Regions from separate parts of the Mus musculus genome. Here region 2 is linked to region 1. The links are chromatin loops, found by intact Hi-C in ENCODE. Cell type or tissue: left cerebral cortex. All regions are shown on one strand. Each heading gives the region's core, and the rest is flanking DNA. Links, peaks and the distances in the headings are about the cores only.

Evidence for each region. Hi-C counts contacts between places; a loop is a spot of excess contacts. Peaks named below come from ENCODE experiments on the same cell type or tissue, not always from the same donor. Only the 100,000 strongest peaks of a DNase experiment are listed, where the experiment ranks them.
Region 2: a loop joins it to region 1, with 2.2 times the contacts of the local background. A loop is called at or near these places in 2 of 42 quality-filtered maps.

What each region holds. Positions count from the first base shown.
Region 1 is chr12:77,017,082-77,025,088 of GRCm38, forward strand. It overlaps Gm35041 (a long non-coding RNA gene), which reads left to right. Exons shown (of 3, transcript XR_381701.1): 2 at 3,954-4,072; 3 at 4,658-4,959. Among named protein-coding and RNA genes, the nearest start is that of Gm35189, 34 kb to the right of the region's middle. In left cerebral cortex, for the core only: a CTCF peak has its summit at 3,276; DNase peaks (open chromatin) are centred at 3,173, 5,016 and 5,964; H3K4me3 peaks cover 197 bases; H3K27ac peaks cover 264 bases.
Region 2 is chr12:77,995,799-78,000,798 of GRCm38, forward strand. No RefSeq gene overlaps it. Among named protein-coding and RNA genes, the nearest start is that of Gm24070, 180 kb to the left of the region's middle. In left cerebral cortex, for the core only: a CTCF peak has its summit at 2,969 (motif pointing right); DNase peaks (open chromatin) are centred at 284, 2,342 and 4,814.

The sequences.
Region 1 (8,007 bases), core at 1,270-6,269:
AAACTTTATCACAGCAAGAAATGAAATTAGAATACTAGAGTTATTAGCCAGCTTGCTCACTAGGCAGCCTCTTTCTCTGAGGCTGGAATTGCAGTTGGGCCACCATGCTCCCCTGGCACTCTCAAGGGTCTCTGGGGATCCATATCTTCTGAGAGTTGTGCAACAAGTTGGGCTGCTTCCCCTACACTTTCACATAGCCCTCTTAATCAGTGAACTGTATTAATCATATTCACTAACATTACCATTAATGAGGTTAACGTATAGCAATGCTACCGGTTTTTATATACTGGGATCTGTATCTCTTAGTCCTTAGTGTTAACATTTTCTTCTGGTGGAATTTAAGGTTTTTGCTAGATGACAGAGTCACTGAACTGGTTTGCCTATTTGAATGTCTTTATCTCTTTCCAGAGTACTTCCAGTGCTGCACTGAACAGAAACAGGCGAGCACCTGGCTTCTTAGAGGAAAGACCTTTACATTTTTACCAGGGAAGATAGGGCTGGTATGTGGTCTCAGATCCCTAAGAGGCTGAGGCAGAAAGATTGCAAATTCAAGGTCAGCCTCATCTACAGAGCAAGTTCCAAGCTAACCTGGGAAATCAATGAGGCCTGTCTTAAAGCAAAACACATGAGACTACAGCTTAGAGATGGAGTGCTTGCCTAGCACATGTGACATCGTCTTCAGTTCTCACTGCTGTTAAAAAAGGTTCACCATGTAGGACGTGTGGCACACACATTTAATCCCAACACTCATGAGTCAGAGGAAGACAGATCTTGAGTTCGAGGCCAGCCTGCTCTACAGAGTTAGTCCCAGGACACCTACACAGAGAATTTCCTTCTCTGAGTGATGTGATGTGATATATATATATATATATATATATATATATATATATATATATATACACACAGCTGTGGATTTACCATCCTTAGCCTTTCTGGGTTGAGGCACGTTCCATCCATGTATAATTTGTTGAGCTTTTCTCATGAAAAGAGGCTGACTTTTGTCTAATTATTTCCTCCATCTTTTGTGATGGTAATGGGACCCTTAGTTTCCCTCTGCTAATATGTTATTTATCACAGTGATTTGTTTATTAATGTTGAAGCACCCTTGCATTCAGCTTCACTTGGTCATGGTGAGTAATCCTTTTAATGTGTTATTGAATTTGATTCGGTAGCTGCTCTGTTGAGGATTTCTGCATGTATATCCCAAAAGGATATTGACCTGTAATTTATCTTGTGATACCCTTGTCTGGCTTTGGAATCAAAATAACGCTGGCCTCATTTAAAAAAAAAAGTTGGACATCCTCTCTGTATCAGTTAACTTGTCTTGTGACAAAACATCCAACGGCAGCAAATTAAAAATAGAGGGTCTATTTTAACCCAGAGTGTGAGAGCACAGTCTCTCCGGGAGAGGAAGGTATGGCCCAGCCGTCCCAGGGTGGGAAGCACACACAGCTGGGATCCTTCCCCTTCCCCTCATATCTTGGTAAAACAGGAAGCAGAGAGTAGACAGGAAGTGCGACTAGGTCCTAAAACTTACAAGGCCCACCCCTAGTGGCCCACTTCCTCCCGGGAGGCTTCCCTTCCACAAGGTTCTACAACCTTCCCAAACAGAGCCACTCATTGGGGTACAAGTGGTTAAACACGTGAGCATGTGGGAGATATTTTATGGTTAAATCATGGCTCCTTTTGGAGCATCCTGTAGTCTGTGACTGTCCTCATGGATGCTGACTGCACTAGTAACTGCTGAGTGGCCTTTAGCCTTTGGCATTCTAGATTTTTCCTTACTTTTACCCTCCTAACTAAGGATCATATGTTCTCTAAATCTTCATGAAGGACATAACATTTTCGGGTGCTTCATCTTTTCTACCATTCTTAAGCTGACTTTGACATATTTATAAAAAGATAAAGAGAGGGATATGTTCTATGGATGTGTGGTGAGGTATGGGGGGAAGGGGGTGCCTTGGCGGGCCCTTGCTGAGGCATCCCTTCCCCCTGAGGGACCAGACACATGAGGGTATAGTATAGAGTTTATTCAGGGTATAGGGAAGGCGGTTAAGGGGGTAGTAGAGGCAGAGAGAGAGAGAGAGAGAGAAAGAGGAGGAGGAGGAGGAGGAGGAGGAGGAGGAGGAGGAGGAGGAGGAATAGAGAAGTAGAGGCCAGCACGTGGAGAGAGAGTGGGAAGGGACAAGAGGACAGAGCAGGAGCAAGAAGTCAAGAACAAGAGAGGAGGGGAGTCAGGCACAGGCACACCTGGCTGTTGCCAGGTAACTGTGGGGTGGAGCTTAGACGGAATGCTAACAGGCTCTACTTGGCTGGCCACAGCAGTAGCAAAACTGAGGTATTTCCCAAGGACTCTGGCTACCTACTCCCTGACTTACAAATTTCTTTCTTTCTTTCTTTCTTTCTTTCTTTCTTTCTTTCTTTCTTTCTTTCTTTCTTTCTTTCTTTCTTTCTCTCTCTCTCTCTCTCTCTCTCTCTCTCTCTCTCTCTCTCTCTCTCAAGATTTATTTATTTTATGTCTATGAGTACACTGTAGTTGTCTTCAGACACACCAGAAGAGTGTATCAGATCCCATCACTGATGGTTGTGAGCCACCATGTGGTCGCTGGGAATGGAACTCAGGACCTCTGGAAGAGCAGTCAGTGCTCTTAACCGCTGAGCCATCCACACACACACACACACACACACACACACACACACACACACACACCCCGCGGCTTACTAGTTTCTGATTCACACTGGTGGTCAGCCGGCCAGAGTGGCATTGAGAGGGAACCAGGGAGGCAGCCGGATTATCCCCACCTGGTTTGCCTCACCTACATCCTGTGAAGAGGCAAACCCAGCTCCCTACTGAGCACTTTAGAGAGTGCTCCTCACAGTGTTAAAAATCACCCGTGCCACAGAGCACGCAATTTAAAAACAAAAGATAGAAAGCAGTGGAGTGGCCAGGAAGGGCAGTTTTTTAAAATCAGCAATAAAATGCCAGTTTGAGGCTCACCCCCAGGTCCGGAAGATCACCTGGCCCATTGGCGCTCTGTCAGCAGGAAGTGCAGGAAGTGATGTTCCTTCAGCTGTTAGCTCCCAAAGCTAGTGAGCCAACCACCTTCCTTCAGATTCCCTCCAAGTCTTTATGACTCAGCCCCAGGCCAGTGCCAACTTGCTTATTTTCTTCCTGTGCCTGGTTCTTGGCAGCTTGTAGGAGACTGTGGTGTCTGACAGGGGCAGAGCAGCTGGCCTGCTCTAAGCATTCAGTCCTGGGGCCAGCGTAGCAGCCAGAGAGAGCGCTACTGCTCAGCCTTCACTGTAGTGGGCGACAAAATGATACTGTTGATCAAGCTAGTAGCCCAGTGATGATGGTGCCGAGAGCTAATCTCCACAGAGGCTTCTGTGAAGGGAGGGTGTTGTCTCTCGGCTAAGGTTTTGCCAGTCTTGGAAGACACGTTTAGAATTAGAGAGGAGAAACGGAAACTAACCATGCCACTGGGCGGGAAGAGGACAGCATCATGCTTACTTAAGTCGTTTTGGGTTGATGGAAGAAAATAATCTCTTGTAACAGAGATGGCCTCACTGTTGATAGATTTGCCTCAAGACTGAGCTAAGAACTAGGGTTTGAGAGAGGCTGAGCTGTCATTTCTAGCCCCTTCCTCACCTGCATGACCTCGGTCAAGTCGTTTCTCTGTGCTTCAGTTTTCCTTGCTGGTAAAATGAATGGAGCTGGCCTCAGTACTTTCCCTTTCATAGTACACAGTAGATCTCTGTCTGTCTGTGTGTCTGTTTATCTCTCTCTCTTTCCTTTCTGTAGTCCTTCCCCTACCTCCAAAGTGCTAGGATTAGAGGGATGAACGACCACACTTCGAAGGCTGACTTGGAGATCTTCCTGCCCCAGGCTCCTAAGGGCTGAACTGACAGATACTCACTACCAAGCCTGTTTACATAATAACTTTCTTTTTCAGAGAGCCTCACCCATGCCTGGAAGACAGGTATCAGCTGTCTCTAGCTGACAGATCCTGCGAAGATCACTCAGAAAAGAGCCATTTCCTGGGCTGGTGAGATGGTTGGTTCATCAGGAAAGGTACTCATTGGCAAACCTAATGACCTGAGTGTGATTCCTAGGTCCCACGTGGTGGAAGGAAAAACCCGACTCCTGCAAGTTGTCCTCTGACCTTCATACCTGTGCTGTGCAATGCACTTGTACATCCATGTATACACTCACAAACATACATACATACACACACACACACTGAAAGAAGGAACAGAAAGGTAGAAACTAGGTAGAAGAACCATTTTCTGGTCACAGCAGGTTTCTCTCCTGCGGCTACAGCCCCGTGGCAGCTTTAGGGAGTAGGGATGTCGGGGAGGTGGGGAGAAGCAGCATCCTTGGGCTCAAACACACATTTATTAATCATAAGCTTCCCTACTCATTGTGTTGGTGGTTTGCCGTTTGGTTGTTTTCCATGTGGTCCTAATGCAACCACATCCTGGCATTTCCAGAGCACTGCCCCACAGGAAGAGCTGGCCCTGTCTCACCTGGGCAGCCATGAGATCTCAGTTCCAGCTTCACAATGCTCCACTCTCTCGCCCTCCCGAGCATCCTCCTGCTGCATTCATTTCTCCCCAGCCCCTGGTTTATTCAGCTGTGTTCTTCTCTGCTCCACAGGCGATCTGTCACGGGAGCCCATCACAGCCCGATTGGAGTGCACTTTATCTTTTCCTCTGCCCTGTCTGCTGAGCAAACATGCACATTTGGCATTTCAGCCCTGGAAATTCTCAGACTCTCATTGCTCTTGCCCCAGATGGAAACTTCAGTGTCTTTGCAGAAAAATTCCACATTCTCCTGCAACCTAAACCCAGCTCTTTACTGAATCCTTAGGATATGCTGGGCTGTTGTGTCCTCAAGAGGGTTATGATACTGCGCGTGGAATGAGAGAGATGTATGTGAAACAATTTGAAAACAGGAAAGGCACACAGTGTAGTCATTCTTGCCACCAGATGCTAAAATGTGCAGGGTTAAGATCCCACTCAGCCAGCAGTGAACGCTGACTCACACAGAGTCCTTCTGCGCATCTCGTTTCTACCTCACAACAAGCCTGGAAGTTGGGCTCACTGTCCTTATTTTATACACCAGCAGACTGAGTCACAATTACTCCAATGGCCTAAGGTCTCAGGGATGGTAAGACAAACCAGTTCTGCTCACCCTACTCCACACGATGCATTCAGCATTATTATTCTATTTTGCCATGTTGGGGATTGAACCCAGGGTCCCATGCACTCTATGCTACTAGGCCTAGTCCCCATTTGAAGCTCTTTGTAGGGTCCCTGCTTTTATGAGCTCCATGACAATAGGAGCTGGGTGATTTGCTCCTGGCTGTTTTCCAGAGCCCAGTTCTAGAAACCAGGCTGCACCTTTTGCAAAAGCATCCACTGAAAAAGCGAGACCAATGATATCTTTCTCTAGAGTCAGAATTGGGGAGCCCTTGCCAGGTTCTTGGGAGTGGGGTTCGGGGGTTGTTCAAGCTTGGTCACTCCAGTGGGGGAGGGGAAGGGCTTGGTCATAAAAGAATAGAGAAAGAAAAGGAAGTAAGAAACAAATACCAAACAACAAAGAGACCCCATGTGACAGCCTGAGCTTCGGATAACCCAGCACTACTGCTGTTTATCAATTCTTAAAATCCAGCTCTTGCTAGGTACGTACTACACCCCAACACTCGTGGCAGTGCTGGCCTGTGCTTGTGCACTGAAGTCGGAGTCTCACATGAGAACAAAGGCTGGCTCTACCCTATTTTGCAGCCCCTGAGGTGAGTTGCTCCTTCACAGCCTGTATTCATTAGAGTGAATTGAAATTAAGAAGGGTCCCTTGCTGCTCACCCCACTTCCTTTTTAAATCTGTGTCTCCCTCGCACCCCCGTCCGGGAAGTGGCTCTGATACAAGAGAGACTCAGTGGAGAAGCCCCTTGGTTGCTATAAGCAGAAATGAATGAGATGCCAAGTTTTTTTAAAGCCCTGCGTCTGATCTGTCCTAGATTGTATTCCCATTCTAAAAAAAAGGAAAGACAAGAAGCTGCCTCCTTCTTTGAGGCAGCCTAGAGGTTTTGCTTCAAAGGGGACTGAGGGGAAAATGTTCAATTTTATCAGTCGGTTCTGCAGGGCCCTTCTCTTCAGGACACTGTTTAGTTCACTGAGTGAAGTAGAAAATGAAGACCAGGTGAGCAGCCAGCTGTGTAAAGCTTTAATGGGCCCGGCACCCCTTTGGGAATGAGACAAGGCTCTTGTGGGCCCTCGCTCTCAGCATCTCTTTCAGTTCAGCGGGCTTTGTTTTCGTAATGGGAATTTAACTCCCTCGGGTAGCCTATGAGATGGAGGAATAGCTGTACATCAAGAGGAATATCCATCAAGCATGGAGCTCCCGAAAACTTCCAAGGGAATCAAAGCCACTGTTCCCAAAGGGACCCTGGGCTCATGGGGAGTGGGAGCCTGGAAATCTTAAACTTCCTGGGTTGGAGGGTTGGCCATTCTTAAGATGCTGGGGACAGAGTCGTGCTGGGACTACCTATGGTTTCCTTGCGCTGCAGCTGGGACAGATCCTAGGTTATGTGCTTGTAGAGATCCAGACCCAGGCAGACTCTGCACAATACTAAATAAGGCACTTAGTTACATGGCTGGTGCAGAGTAAACGGAATGCCCAGGTCCTGGCCTTCCCCCTTATTCTCACCATTAGATAAACACCTTTCCCTGTCCTCCCAGTGGTTACCACTCCAAGTACCAACTCTTCATAGAACTCACAGAGCAGAAAAGCTTTAAGCTTTCCTGTTGTTTCCTTTGGTGATAGATAACGTGGGTCATGGCCATCACGGACCCCTACCTCTGGAGAGCCAGGAACTCAGACATAGCTCTCAGCAGCCTCAGGTGGCAGAGCAGGCTACTCACATCAAGCTGTTCCGCACTACCCTCCTTTTCCAGGTCCTCTTCTTGTCATAGTCTTCCTAGTGCACACACCATCTTGTTCTTCTTTCTCTCCCATCTCCCCTCCACATCCTGGCCCATCCATCATAGTGGTGTCTGCCTGCCACTGTGTGGCTGTGGATATCGCCTATGTATGTATGTATGTATGTATGTATGTATGTATGTATGTATGTTTATTATTACATCCTGACTACAGTTTTCCTTTCTTCTTCTCTTCCCAGCCCCCACCCCCGAGCTGTTTTCTTTTTTAAGAGTGAATAAGGCCATAAAGTTGGGTGGGCTGGGAGGTGCAGAGGACCTGGGGAGAAGTTGGGGGAGAGAAAACCATGATCAAAATATATTGTATGAAATATTTTTTAAAATTAAAAGTAACCAAGAGGAAGAGCAATGGAGGCAGATACTTGATTTCTGACCTTCAGAAGTGCAGGCATGGGTGAGCACACTGTAGACATGTGTGTATCACACTTGCACACACACATACCACACATACATATACATACATAAACATACACACATATACACACACATACATACCACACAGACACACATATACACAAATACATACACATACACACATACATAAGCATACATACATATACACACATACATACATATACTACACACACAGACACATATATACACACATACACATATATACATACATACAAACATATATACACACATACCCACATACACATATACACACATATAAGCACACATACACACACACTTAATAAATAAAATGAATAGGATTGCCAGGCATGGTGGCTTATATGTCTAAAGGACTCAAGAACACCTCAGATTTGAGACCCCTATGTAATGAGATCTTGTCTAAAAATGAGCAAAAGAAACATACAATAAATAAATAAAAAACAAAAATAAGTTGGATTCCCTTTATGTTTTTTTGAGTAGAAGACATTGCAAGTTATATTTGATTTTAGAATTTTTTATTCAAAGATAACCCTATGCAGAGACATATACATCATCTCATATAGTCCTCACCACTATGCAAGGTAAATGACATAATTCCTGCTCTACAGACAAGAA
Region 2 (5,000 bases), core at 1-5,000, 980 kb after region 1:
AGGAAGGGATAGGAGATAATCATAGGCATACTATACTCTTCATTTCCTGGTGTCTTTCCAATTTCTAAAGTTAGATCCATAAACTGAACTCATACTTTTGGGGGCCTATAAAACTTGCTCACATTGGTAGAAGAGCAAATTCACCTCATTCTACAAATGCTGTCTCTTCTACAATTTCACCAACATAGAAGACAGCCTGTGCTCTGTAAAGAAATTATAGCAATTAGGGTTGGTATCTGTCCTACCAACTGTTTCCTTAGAATCTTGAAATCTTTCCCATCTGTTGTACAGAGGATGGGTGTTTTCCAAACCAACTTCTGAATGAACACATGAACTGAGGAAGCCATGGAAATGTATGGCCAGGGGATGCAGTGACCAGGGATTTCAACCTGCTGCTGAGCCCAGACCTCCACTAAAATTCATCAGGGTTGTGGTGCCAAAGCCACTCTTCCCACAAGCCACTCCTGGGAAATGATTAATCATGCCATAGCTCACCCTAAACATGTCCCATCCACGGTTTTTCAAGACAAAGACCAAATGTTCAAGACACCCAGCATTCTCTGTCTAAGGAGTTCTGAGATTTTTTTTTCCTGTACCATTGACTCAAGTCTGAAGGAAAACCCTGGAAGCAGAAACTCCTTTCTGCCCTCCAAACGTTCAACTCCTACAAGCAAGGAATTACTGTCCCATTCAACTCTAAATGCAACCGAACCCTGGGGGTTGGCACAAACATTCCTAAAACTTAATCACTGTCACATCTTCAGATAACTTTGATTATTCAAGCAAGGAATTGCTTTTTTTTTTTTTAAGTGGCCTAAGAGTTGGCCAAGAAGAACAAGTCCTTTTCAATAACAAAGATACAAATTACAAGATAAGCTTTCTTGTAAATTTTTAATTCTTCATTTCTCCTATCATTTCCCTACTATTCTGAATCTTGATTTCACCTAAAAACAATTACAAAGTAGGACAATCCAGACCTTTATGTAGCCAGTCAAAATATCTACTGACTGCATATTACATTTCAACTCTAAAGTATTAGTCCTTTGGAGACTGTCTTAGTTAGGGTTTACTGCTTTGAACAGACACCATGACAAGGCAACTCTTATAAAGACAACATTTAATTGGGGCTGGCTTACAGGTTTAGAGGTCCAGTCCATTATCATCAAGGCAGGAAGTGTGGCAGTATTGAGGTAGACATGGGGCTGGAGGAGCTGAGAGTTCCTCTTATTCTAAAGGCAGTTATCAGAAGACTGACTTCCAGGCAGCTAGGATGAGGGTCTTAAAGCCAATGCCTACAGTGACACACCTACTCCAAGGCTACACCTCCTAACAGTGCCACTCCTTGGGCCAAGCATATATAAACCATCACAGAGACTATGATAACAACTGATACGATTTCTACCATCATTAGAATTGTAAATTTTGGAGGTAAATAGTCAATAGTAAAACAATCCCCCAAACAATATCCAAATATATGTTAGGAAATGTGCTATGAAGGGCAGGATGCCATGAAGTACCCCAGATGAAGTAACAGATTGGGCTGAGTTCTGAAGCATGAGTAACAATTAACTAGGCAGAGACAGTTACTTTAACTGGAGCAGGATAGGGATACCTGCTCCATGCAGGTGGATCAGCATTTGGAAGAGAGAAAGAACCACAGGGAATCCCAATAGCAGGGAAGATGGCCAAGAGAGCTGAGCCCCAAGTGTGAGGAGAAGGGCAGTGAGATGAGACTCATGCCAGACCTTGAGGATTGTCTTAATCCACTCACTCAGAGCCTTGTGTTCTCAGCATCCCTCCATGCATGCATCCCACCAGGCTCTGCATTATTTACCCCATACATCTTGAAATCCTTTCTCAACCCTCTTTCCTCCTCAGGAGAACATACAGGCTTTCTTCCTGAGCTTAGTTAGCTTCAGCACCACTGTCCTCAAATTCCTCTTCCTTCATGCTGTCACCTCTGTCTCTTTGACTCTGCTGCCTTTTCATGCAAGAGTCTTGATGCTTTATTCCCCCTTCTTCAAGTTTATCCTCAGATCCTTTCTCTGATGATGTGTAACTACCTCCCAAGGATGGTGCCCATCCAAAGGGAAGACAAAGTCTCTCTGATTTTATCTAACAACATGAAATCCACAATAGTGTTCTGCAGGGATTTATTTGTAGGAGACATTTGTAGCTTGATATTCCTGAAGCTTTTAAAGCCTGTTAGGAAAGCACTTACCATTTTTAGAAAATGAAACTTGTCTAGCTTCCAGTAGGAATACAAACTAGAAACCATCATCACAGTTTCACTCAGCAGACTGGTGAAGTAGGGTGATTTTTACCCCCAGGAAGCTGAAAGTAATGTCTGGAGATATTTTGGGTTTTGCACGAGAATGGAATGGTGACTAAGAAACAGAACCCAAGAGTGCCAACAGCATCTGAAACATCTACAGTGCACAAGATAACCCAAATCATAGAGACATATCCAGCCCCAAATGCTCTTAGTGCAAAGGTTGATAAACCTCTCAAGATGTGGAAATGACAACTCAAGGTCTACACTGTTCATCACTGATTAATGCTATTCAATGACTACCACCTCCACAATGCATTCAAATAATTGCGGCATGTATTTGTAGATATTTTTGTTGATTACAGGTTCATTCTTCTCGTCTCTGTAATTTAAGTATTTAAAGCCTTCAAGGAAATGAACCATCCTCACTATATACTTAGTAACCCAATAAAATCTGGTTTACAATTGGATATGATGTTCTATATTGATAGAGACTATCTAGCAAAAAGTTCTAAATTTCTTACATTATTTTGTATTACTGCAATAGAATATCTAAGGCCTATAGATAAAAGGATTTATTTCTTAAAGCTTTGGAAACTGAGAAGTCCAAGATAAGGGGCTACATCTAATATGGAGTGTTTTTGTTTTGTTTTTAAGATTTATTTATTTATTTTATGTAGGTGGGTATACTGTCATCTTCAGATACACCAGAAGAGGGCACCAGATCCCATTACAGATGGTTGTAAGCCACCATGTGGCTGCTGGGAATTGAACTCAGGACCTCTGGAAGAGCAGCCAGTGCTCTTATCCACTGAGCCATCTCTCCAGCCCATAGGGGGAGTTCTTACTGTGTTGTATCACATGACAAGGCCATAGAAGCATGTAACCTTGGGTTTCTCTTTTTATATCTTGAGGCCCCCACCCTCATAACTTCATCTAGTCCTAATTACTTCCCAAGGCCTCACCTCCAAAAACATGAATCAGGAGATTAAGTTTCTGCCACATAAACTTTTAGGGGAAATTTCTAAACCATAGCAGTCTCCCCTTTGCTGCCAGGGACCCCAAGCTGCTCCATGGAAGGCAAGGTGGAGGTGCTGTATAGTTAAGATAGATTTGAACTTGCAGAAGTGACAACAACCCCAAATCCTAGTTTCTCTAAAGCTTCAAGATTTTCTCACTCAACGTCTTAACTATAGACCAGCAGGTGTTCTGCTCCTCTTTAGTCGCTCAGAGGCCCAGACTGATCAATACTCTGCTGTGTCATGCTGAAGCTTCAGAAGTCATCTCAACAGAGAGGAGACAGTAGAGATGTAGACCTCAGCTCGGAACTATTACAAGTTGTTTCTTCTCAAGGTTTGTAGGCTAAAATATTCATATAGCCATAGCCAGACCAGACCAGATAGAAGACTGAGCAAGCAGACTATTAGCTAAGTTTAATTTTTAGCCCGAGCAGGTAATATCCAGGCAAGTAATTTCTCCAAGTCATCATTTCTCCCATTTTTGAGGCAGCAAAAAGAATAATTATTCCTTATACAGTGGCTGTGATGCATCAAACTAAATGTTTTACAATTCGTGATCTACAGCAGACTTCAGACCTATGGTATAAGTAGGCACAGTTAACAAAAAAATGTTGTTGTGATTACAATGATAGTAATGACTATATTGTTCTTAGTTTACAAAGTATGTGTGACTCCATCCAATCATAAGACAAGGTGGGCTCAACTAGAATCTTCTCCCTGACTTTTCTTCCCACCTGTGTCAATACAATGATTTGTCAAATTTTATTTTGTATCCTTGAGAGTAGTGTTTAATCTTTATTAATTCATCTAAAAATCAATTTTGAATACCATGTTTTAATCAATATATGGGTAGATACGAGACTTAAATAGAAAGATAAATGAGACCATAGCCACCTTCTTCCAAGAGTTCACAGCCTGAGACTGTGGGAATCCAGAAGAACTTAGGAATGGTACCCAGCAGTTTGAGGAATCACACACACACACACACACACACAAAACCTTTGTGAATAAATGTATAAAAGTTAACTGTAGTTTAAATGGATGTTGTCAAGGAAGTAAGTGGTCTGATGAGGAAAAATAGTCCAGCAAAAGGAAGACCATTTGTAAAGATTCAGAATGAATGTGTAATTGTGTAATTTAGTAAGGTCAGAATATTGAACAAAAAGAAGGGCAGGAACTAGGAGTAGAGGCAGTCTTCTATACCATAAAGTATAAGCAGGATAGCAACATGATCAAATCTGCTTTTGAAATAATCTATTAAGTGTGTATATTAATCTGCTAATGCCACTATAACAAAATAACCAAGTACTAAGTAATTTAAACGATAGAAATTTATTTTTCACAGTTCTGTGGCTTTACTTCCAAATTCAAAAAGGTGACAGGGAGTACAGCTACTCTCTCCTTAGACTGTAGGTTGCTTTATCTTCCTTGTCTCCTCACATGGCCATATGGTCTTCCTTCTGTGTACACACCCTTATGGTATCGACTCTACTTCTTATAAGAGCATTAGTCACACTGGAGAGGGCCCCACCCTTATGACTTCATTTAACTGTAGTTATCTCCTTAGTGGGTATCTCTAGACTTAGCTTCGCTGGGTGTGAGAACTTTAGTAGGAAAGGACAATTAAGTCTAACACTGGCCAAGCTTGCTAGCAGGAAACAGAGAGAGGAGAAAGCTGCCACAATCCAGGCAAATCATTCATTGACTTG